2 separate regions of the Homo sapiens genome follow, and region 1 is linked to region 2. Evidence: chromatin contacts called from ENCODE Hi-C data. All regions are on one chromosome and are shown on one strand. Each heading gives the region's core, a stretch centred on a gene start or an enhancer-like site at or near the end of the contact. The rest is flanking DNA. Distances are from core to core; before and after follow the strand shown. Region 1 overlaps VAV2 (vav guanine nucleotide exchange factor 2). Region 2 overlaps ADAMTSL2 (ADAMTS like 2).

Region 1 (6,637 bases), core at 3,253-5,752, 330 kb before region 2:
GACGGGCGGCAGGTGGGGTCAGCAGGGATGGCCTCTCAAAGGTTAAGCTCTGTCCTGTGACAGACATGCACAGAGGACTTGGCGGTGGTGGAGGTGGGGGCTTGCATCTGCAGGAGGGGCAGCAACGATGATGGTGACTGCAGCGGGGCAGCCGTGGGCAGTGTGTTGTCTCCCTTACTCTTGCGGGTGCCGCTGCCCCCATCTCACAGCTGAGGAAACCAAGACTCTGCCTCACTCACCATGGGCCACCTGGCTGGGGATGGATGGGGAGCTGCGTTGGCCAGATTCTGAACAATCTTAGTGCTCAGTTCGGTCAGATCCTTTCAGAAACACACAGCCTCGATCGTGCTTGGGTCGCAGTTGGCTCTGTAGTGCGTGTGGTTCGTGTGAGGCCTTCCTTGTGTGGCTCCTACGGCCGCAGAGGTGCCAGCAACCTGTCCCTGGCCTCTGAGCCTCCCCTGGCTGCCACATGTCAGCAGAGGTGCCTGCCCCGTGGTACACCCGGAGCATCTGTGAGACGCAGGCCGGCGGAGAGTGCTGAGCTCAGCCCTACGCTGAGACTGGCAAAGAGACTTCGCCTGCTGAGCCTAAGGGCCTGGGTGGGCCCCACACCCTCCTTCACCGTCAGACAGCCTAGGGGAGAAATAGTGGGGGGTGTCGGGGGGCCAAGTGCTTTCCCAGGCCCTTCCAGGCACTCCTGCGGGAGTTCAGAGCAGGAGCAGGTGTGGAGTTGACGTCGCAGAGGAGATTCACGCACCTTCCTGTCCTGTGTTAACGCTTGCACTTAATAACCGAGTTACTAAGTCATCGCTTCAGAGATAAGGGTAGACACTGGAAAGTTATTGCCGTAGTGTTAGAGATACAGTTATTAGTCCCCTTCCCATTAAAATGGCCATTAATTAGGGAGGCCAGTGAAGCCACTGGAAACCCATCAGCCCCTCCAGGTGATGGCTACTGTCACCTGTCCCCATTAGCAGACTGGGAACGTGCAGTGGATGACCAGGCCATGAGAGGGGGGTTCTGGGGTGAGGCTCAGTCGGGAGGCTGAGGCCTTTCCTTCTGGGTGCTTTCCCTTTAAGAGCTTGCATCAGACCATCTAGCTGATGTGTGCAGGTGACCACTCTGACCCTCAGTTTCATCATTTGACAAGGGGCATAGTAACATTGACCTCATTGGGTGGTTGAGGATTCATGGAGGCAGTGGGGTAACTTTTGAGCCCAGAGCCGAACGTGTCACCCAGAACACAAGCACTGGCTCTTCCAAGAAGGTTCCTGGCAGTGTGATGGTCCCACCCTGCTTGTGGGCAGTGGCTGATTTTGGGCTTGTCCGCCTGGCCAGTGGATTGCTGTGTGTCTGGGGTGTGGGTCCCAGCTTTGTGGGCTGCATCTTGGCATCGTTGTGCAGAGTGTGGAGTGTGCCAGTTACCTGCTGGGGAAGAAAGGCGCTGGCAACTGTTTGAGGGCGGAGGGAGCCTCTCCTCGTACAGCCAGGGCATCCCGAGGCCAGAGGAAGGTGGCAGAAGGGGGTCTAGCAGGCCGGGCGGGGGTTCTGTGGGAAACAGAAATGGGGTGGTGGTGGCTCAGATAACCACGTGCCTCTCAGCCTCCCCTTTCCCCAGGTGGGTGGGGAGGGAGACTCGGGGCAGGCAGCGACTTGCTGAAGGCCACACCAAGGGTTTAAGCTCAGCCTTGCCCAGACGCCAGCCCTGGCATCCCCTGCCTTCCCCTCTGTAGCTGGCCACTGTGCGTCCAGACCCCGGTGGCCAGCCTCCCCCATTGTCCCCGTTCTTCAGGCCAGCCCTTTCTGTGTCTCCTGGCAGAAAGGACAGAGATGGTTTCTCTCTTCCCTGCCTCACCCCTGCACCCAGGCAGCCTTGATCAGCCTTTTAAACAGTTCTGGCTGTGTCCTCTCTGGCTGTGTCCATCCCTGTGGCCTCCTGCCCAGGCCTTCCTGCCATCGTGCACCTGGCCTGGTTAGAAGACTCCTTGGGGCCGCCCCCCTCCCGCGGTCCTGCCTTCCCTCCACCCAGTATCCTCTTTGCAGCCTGAAGCATCTCTCAAACACCAGCCTGACCCTGCACTCCCACTGCCCCAGGCGAGGCCAGCTCCTTGGCCCTGTGTCCGACAGGCCTCCGCTCTTTGGTCCCCTGTGTGGCCATGGCCGCTCTCCGGGCCTGTGCGTGGGCTCTGCCCCTGCACGTTCTCCTGGCCTTGGCTGACTGGCTGCTCTCCCTCAGTCCCAGGGGGCCTGCCTTCCTTAGGGGAATAGTCTTTGCTCCACACCCACCCCGTCCCTTGCCCCCTACCACTCTTGTCTCCACAGCGCCTCTGCTGGCAGCGGTCAGTGGTGCTGGGCGTGGGAGCAGGGCGTGCCTGAATGGGGCCATCCCAGGGGAGATGCATGCTCCTTTCCAATATTGTATTAGTCAGGGTTCTCCAGAACAGCAGCGCTGATAGCATATGGATAGATAGGAAGATTTAATACCAGGGACTGGCTCACACGATCCTGGGGGCTGAGAAGTCCTGAAACCAGCTGCTGTGAAGCTGGAGGTCAGGAAGGCTGGTAGTGCAGCTCCAGTCCTGATCCGAAGGCCCAAGACCCAAGGGGCCTGATGGCGTGAGTCCCAGTCTGAGCCCAAAGGCCTGAGAACGACGAGCGTCGATGTCCGAGGGCAGGAGATGATGGCTGTGCCCGCTGGGCAGTGAGTGAATAAGGCCTTCGTCTGCCATCATGACCTGTTTGGGCCCCCGCAGTTGGGTGAGGCCCGAGGGCACGGGAGGCGTCTGCTATACTCGGCTGCCGACTCAGATGCTGGTCTCCTCTGGAAATGCTGCCCAGCCACTCCGGAGGTAATGTCCTACCTGCCCTCTGGGTACCCCTTAGCCCAGGCAGGATGGTGCCGTAGCATTAGCCACATTAGCCATCACAAACGTCAATTCATTCTATAGCCTCTTGTGCTAGAGGGGACTGGAGCGGGGGCCTCGCGTGTGTTCCTGCGGTGTTTCTCAGCAGGTCCTGGCGCAGGGCAGTTGGTAGCTGAGCTTTTGAAGGGACTGGCAGGGTCAGTCCTGCCGTGCGCTGCAGTGCCGGGCAGTCTGTGCCTCCAAGGGGATCGCCTGTTTCTTTGCTACTTTATCATAGGCCTGCGCCTCCTCCAGGCAGCCCTCACTTCGAGCTGCTCAGACTCTCTGACTACAATTCTGGGTTGCCCAGAGCCTGCCTTTTGTCTGTGGGGCCCCCTCTGCCTGCTCAGGGCCTGCCCTCTGCCTGATGAGCTCCTTAGCCGGCAGAAGGGTGGCCTGTTCCCATCAGCTGTGGATAGCTCCCCGGGGCTGTGGCGCTGGGCTGTGTGGTGGGGGCAGTTGGCTCTGTGAAGCCAGGCCAGGCAGTGGCTGGGGACTGGGTCTGGCCTTGGCACGGAGGGTTCGGCACTCGGCTCTGGCCCTGTGAACCCGGGTTCCCAGCCCACCCTGAGTGACCTCCTGAGCCCCGGCTTGCACACACGTGACCTGAGCGTGGTGAGAGTTCAGAGCTTGGGGGCAGTGAAAGAAACGCAGGTGATCCCGTGAAGCGCTCAGTCTGGGGTCTGCAGCGGGAGAGCCTGTGATTCTGTTTTTATGGTGACCGTCCTCATTCCCACCCTTGTTCTTTCTGGGGCTGCTCTGCCCCGACTGGCTATGGGGCCTTGGATGAGACGCACCCATTTCTAGACCCGTCTTCTCTGTGTGTAAGGTGAGGGTTCTGGACGCATGTTTCCCCCAAGGCCTCTTGCAGCTCGGACCATGCACAGCGCCTGGCTCCATGAGGCCTCCACGCCCCACTTCCTGCCTGGACAGTCTGCAGTTGTGGGCTGGGGAGGGAGATGGATCCTAGGGTCCCACATGGGAATCTGCCTGTGTAGACGCCTGTGTTCCAGCCCCTTGGTTCACTGTCTCCACCTCTGGGAAGAGGGAAGGGTCCAAGGAAGAAGCAGCGCAGGAGGTTCTTGGAGGGGGCAAGACATCTGTGTAGAGAGTGGGGTGGTGTGGGGGAGGCCAGAACCCCTCCCTCCTGCCCTTGAGGTGCTGTTCCCATAACCCCACCTTGGCCTCAAGGTCTGGGCGGGTACCTTGAGCTTCCTGTGGGATTCTTGTACCTTGGAGGCAGTGACTCACGCGCTAGGCAGCAGATCTGTGTCATGGTCTCCGGCCTTGCCTCTGATTAAAGAGGGACTGATGCGGCTCGTCTGCAGCCTGGGTCTGGGATGCCTCCCACACTGGAACCCACCTTTATCCCCGCTTTTTCCTGGTGGACAGGGGAGGGAGGCGCCATCTGTGCCTGGCTCCTGCAGCCACAGCAGCGCTGAGTGATGCCCAGGAGGGGCTGGGGAGTGTCTCTGGGAATGAGAGAGCAGCATTCGCAGACAGTGAGTGGCCCAGCCTGCCCAGCCAGTCTTGCTGGGACAGGTTTACTGGCCTTGCAGGCTGCAGGCCCCCACTCAGAAACCTTGCTTTCATGCCTGGAGGCTGTGGTTTGTCCCTCAGCTTCAAATCCAGGATGGATAGCCGGCCCTCCAGGGCAGGGCGGCGTGGAGAGCCGGGCTCTGCTGCCAGAGGCACCAGCTGTCTGCCCCAGCCCCGGTGACTCCTCCTCAGAAAGGGGAGAGCCACAGAACCATCTCGTGGGGGGTTTTGAGGGAATAAAATGAAATAAACCTGGGAAAGATCTGGCAGGCAGGAGGCCTAGACGGTGGTTAGCTGTCCTGGAGGACGCCGTGTCTGGGAGAGACGAGCCTCAGGCTCCAAACAGGAACCCCTCGTTCTAGGCTGGGCCCTGCCTGGAAGTTGCTGGGTGGGCTTGTGAAGCTCTTGCATCTTCCCAGCTGGGTTTTAGGTTTCCCATCTCAAAATTGGAGAATTTGGACCAGATGGCTGCTAAGCTGCTTCCATGAAGGACGGGAAATTCCCCCCAACAGCCCCTGACCCCCGACTGATTCCTGTAGAGTTTCCTGGTGGGGAGCAGCTGCCGCCTGATGCAGCTGCCTCATGCAGCTTGCCCAGCCCTGGGACACAGGGCTTCCGTGCTGGCATTAGGAACAGTGGGCAGTCAGTGTTCAGGGGACCTGAGGCTATTGGTCCAGGCGTTTCCCAGGGCAGTGCCGCTCCTGTCTTGGGTGCTGATTGCTTTCACAGGCAGCGTCTGCCCGGAGCACTGTGCAGAGACAGCTGCAGAGGCCAGTGTCTTCAGCAGGGGCATGGTGACCAGCTAGTGACTCCACCGTGAGCACAGTGGGACTGGGAGTGTGGCAGGACGCCCTTTGCCATCTGTATGTCTTGCGGTTTCCTTATTCCACACACAGGGAAACCGAGGCCCAGAGAGGAGTGGCTGAGATCGTCCGTGGCAGGCTTAGGACTTGATCCCAGCTCTGGCGTAATGTCCTGGTCTGAGCCTCTGTACTGTTTTGCTCAGGATCTCAGATTAAATTGCAGCTTCCCTCACATGCCCAGCACAGAGCAGGCACTCAGCTAACATGTGAGCCCAGTTGCTGTTGTGTGTTTTCCTGTCTTCCTTCCTCCCTCCCCCACCCCCCCGCCCCCTCCCTCTGTCGCCCAGGCTGGAGTGCAGTGGCTCAAGCTTGGCTCACTGCAACCTCCGCCTCCTGGGTTCAAGCAATTCTTCTGCCCCAGCCTCCCAAGTAGCTGAGATTACAGGTGCACACCACCACACCTGGCTAATTTTTGTATTTTTAGTAGAGATGGGGTTTCACCACGTTGCCCAGGCTGGTCTAGAACTTCTAGCTTCAAGTGATCTGCCTGCCTCTGCCTCCCAGAGTGCTAGGATTACAGGCGTGAGCCACCCCCTTGTGTGCTTTTCTGTCCACCCATCTGCCCCGCTTCTTGAGCGGTAGACTCTGTCTTAGTCAAGAAGCTCCCAGAGCCCCATGGTTGGAGTGGCCGCCTGGAGAGGACGTGCTGCCCCGGATACTCCACCAGCTTACGCCTCCTCCTGTGCTCCAGGAGGCCACCTGGGCCCACTTCTCCCTTCCAGCCTCTTCTCTCCCCGGGTCCCAAGGTGCACAAAGCGACTCTGACCCCCGGGGCTTCCCTGCCAGCCTTCCTGCCTCTGCTCCAGGCTTTGGGTTTCCTCTGGAGGTGTCGGGAACTGGGCCTAGGACCCCGACCCTTCAAGCCGAGGAGAGGCTGTGCCCCCACATGCTGGTTGGGGCAGCTGGGCCAGTGTAGCTGACTGCAGTGGGGAAAAGACGGTGCGCGGAGTGAGGACGCCATCAGCCCTTTTCCTCTAGCCTGGCCACACCATGGCAGAGAAGAGGGGGAAGTTAGACTCGCAGTCACCCACCCAGCACAGCCATGGAAACATGGAGGACGTGGGTGCTGGGAGCCGAGCATGCAGGGAGGAAGCCAGGGCTTGCAGTTTTCTTTGGGGCTGGCCCCTGCCCCTGCCCCTTTCTTCTCTTCCCTCTTGGGGTCGGCCAGGTCACTGACGCCCTGGTTCACATACGATCAGTCTCCCCACATCCCTGGCCCTGGCCAGTGTCCCGTTCACAGCTATGCCATCTCTGGGGGCTTCTCAGCCACCCCCTTGAGGAGCTCACAAGGATTTTCAGGTCTGCCCTCTGTGCCAGTGCCTGAGAGTCCTG
Region 2 (2,836 bases), core at 1-2,500:
CCCCTCGCAGGTCAGTGAGCTTGCAGGATGTGCCGTCGCGGGCGGGGACCATGAGCTGCCGCTGGCCGTCCACGGTGGTACAGTGCAGGTCACACGGTTTGCTGGAGATGTGGACATAGTCATCTGGTGGAGGGAGACAAAGACAGAAGGTTTCAGCGGGGCAGGAAATGCCGGATTCAGAGGACTTCCCTTTTCCTCCCTCTGAGACAGCTCCCATTGCATAGATGGGGCAACTCAGGCCTGGAGAACAGAAGGAACCTGTCCAGGTCTCAGTGGCAGAAACTGATGGGTCTTCTGGCTCAGCCCACACCCCGTGAGTTCCAGCTTCTACCTCCTCGTGAGTGGGGAGCAGCGCCTGAGACCCATACTGGGGTTCCCCCTCTGCAGGAGGTCTGAGCCAACTCGACACCCCTGTGCTGCTGGCCCTGGGCACCCCAGCCCTGGCCCTTGCGGGTGAGCAGGAGAAGGATGAAGCATTTACACTGTTGCCTGAGCTACTTGCTTTCCATGGGACCGTGTGGGCAGTCTCCGTTTGGGATCGTCTAGGCTGGTTCCTGTCTGTGCCCAGGAGCCAGTAAGTAAGTGAGCAAGTCACCACTGCCGTCAGAGGTCAGGTCTGCAGGGAACTCAGTCCCGTAATCTGTCCTGCGTTGATGTCATGGGTCATGGGGGAGGGGACAGACCCCTGGGCCAGGGCTCAGGAGACCCAGGTTCATTCCTGGCTCTTCGTCTGACCACCTCCATTTCCCCACCTGCCCACCCGTCGAGTTTGGTCCCAGGTGCCGGAAGGGCTACCCCCAAAGCTCAGTCAGCTCCCTGCAAGGTGGGTCCCCAGGGCGGCAGGTACCCGGGTACAGAGGCTTCCACTGGTGCGTCCGCCCGTTGTACACGTGGGAGTTGAAGGAGACGCACTGCTCCTCGCGGAAGCTCCTCCCGTCCGGCGGACACTCCTGGGAAGCGAAGGGACAGGGAGGCTCCGGGAGGAACTCGGCCCGACAAAGGCATTTTTGTCCAGGCTAAGCAGGAAGTGGCTGCAGCCGGGACAGCCGGGACAGCCGGGACAGCCGTGCGGGGGCCACGGCCCACGGGGTGGCCTCTAGGGCTCCTGCGCGCTCCCATGCGCTCTCAGGAGGGAGCAAGGACGCAGGAAAGGGCAGCTCCGCCCCCCACGCCAGCCCTCCGCCTACTCTAGACACAACCCTCCCAGTCCCCACCACGCCTTCTCCCAGCCTTGCGGTGGAGGGGACATGACCCTAGGATGGCTGGCAAGGGTGCTCCCCTCGCCCGTGTCCTCAGCAGGCCCTGACTGTGTGTCTACAGTGACGGGACAGGGCCTGGCACACGGTCCGTGGCCATGCACACTGCGTAAATCAGGAAGATCGTGGTCCTGACTCCATAAAGAGGAACCCAGCGTGCAGACAAGAGACTCATCCTCGGAGGGGACCCAGCTTAGTCGTGCCGGGGCCAGAGCTCAAACCTGGGTCCCTCTCATGCTGGAGCTCATAAATGCCCCTCCCCCAACCCTGGCTGCACTGCCCTAGGAGGGCAGCTGACCAGGTGACGCCAACACAGAAGCGGTGGCCACCTGCCTCCCTCCAGCCCCTCACTCCCTGCACGTGCGCACACACCCCCTGAGACACACAGACACAGAGACCCCCAGCTGCTCTGCCTTCCCTGCCCAGGCAAGCCACACGAGCCAGCCTGGGAGGCCCAGATCCCAGCTCGGCGTGCCCCAGCCTCACGCCCTGCAGTCCTTGGAAAGGTGTTCAGGTTCCAACTGCCCAGGGCCCCACTGAGAGCTGCCTGGTCAGAGTCAGAACCTCCTCTTCAGCCTCGGCTACCCAAGGAAGCTGATGGGGGCTGGAGCAGAAGGGCTCCGAGAGCAACCCAGGGAACTGTTTTATGGCGTGGGGGGTACTGTTTCATGGGACGGGGAAGCCTGGCAACTGCTGGGTCTCTGTGAGCACCAGGTGCACGAATGTTGTGAGTAAAGTGGAGCTGCGACCAGAGACCCCAAACCTTGAGGCTGCACTTGAAGTTCCAGGAGCAGAGTGAGTCCGCCCGTCCCAGCATTGCTGAGCACATGTGAGCACAGGGACAGTGGTCTGGACAGTGGATGGCTCCGTACTAGCCCAGGGCCCCCCGCAGCCTTCTCAACCCTGCTCCTGGGCTCTCCTTGAAGAGCAGCCCACAACAGAATGCCCAGAATGCCCAGGAGCCACCTGGAAGACCCCCTGAAAACTGCATGATGACAGGGAGAGCAGGCCATGGTGCCCCTGCCCGGGCCGGGCCTCACCTGCACTCTGCAGAGCTGGTACCGCTTGGACGTGCCCGTGCAGGTCCTGTTCCCGGGGCCCGGGACGGACTTCCTCCTGGCAGAAAGATGCAGGCTCGGAGTGAGGGCTGCAGAGGAGTTTCAGGAATGTCGCCTGGGCTGGCCCCACGGCCACTGGGATCCAGAATCTCCCGATACCCGTGACCCAGAGGGCTCCTTCCTCCCTACTCAACTCCCACCCCGTACACACACCAGAGCCAAGGGGGAATGAGATTTGATTCACTTCTACATCAGCAGCACATAGCACAGGGGCTCAGTACACAGAATTGAAACAACCACATGGGTTGTGTGCCAGGCCTGTGCCCAGGTGCACACACATGTGTGTTCTCAGAAGCATGAGGTGAGACCAGCACGCTCTCCATGCCATGGATGAGAAAACTGATGCTCAGAGAGGTTAAGTGACTTGCCCAAGGTCATACAGTGAGGGAGTAGCACAGGCTAGATAGGAGCCAGGTCCATCTGGCAGCGGAGGCTTTCCTGCCAGTCCTCTGCTTCTCCCGG

Evidence for each region. A loop is a pair of places that touch in the nucleus more often than their neighbours do.
Region 1: a map of vagina shows a loop between it and region 2 (6-fold over the local background). The contact joins two enhancer-like sites. A Hi-C loop is called at or near these places in 1 of 168 maps with a recorded cell type or tissue (vagina).

Annotation. Positions count from the first base shown.
Region 1 is chr9:133,872,041-133,878,677 of GRCh38, reverse strand. All of the region lies in intron 2 of VAV2 (vav guanine nucleotide exchange factor 2), which reads left to right. Among named protein-coding and RNA genes, the nearest start is that of VAV2, 120 kb to the left of the region's middle. RefSeq lists enhancers at 1,276-2,009, 2,010-2,745, 3,531-4,730, 5,727-6,227, 6,228-6,637. Within about 2 kb of position 4,502, at least 5 of the 41 ENCODE cell types and tissues checked have a DNase peak (open chromatin) inside an H3K27ac peak, as active enhancers do.
Region 2 is chr9:133,537,885-133,540,720 of GRCh38, reverse strand. ADAMTSL2 (ADAMTS like 2) reads right to left here. Exons shown (of 19, transcript NM_014694.4): 4 at 2,297-2,372; 5 at 848-950; 6 at 1-123. Among named protein-coding and RNA genes, the nearest start is that of ADAMTSL2, 4.6 kb to the right of the region's middle. RefSeq lists enhancers at 1-101, 835-1,566. Within about 2 kb of position 1,250, at least 10 of the 41 ENCODE cell types and tissues checked have a DNase peak (open chromatin) inside an H3K27ac peak, as active enhancers do.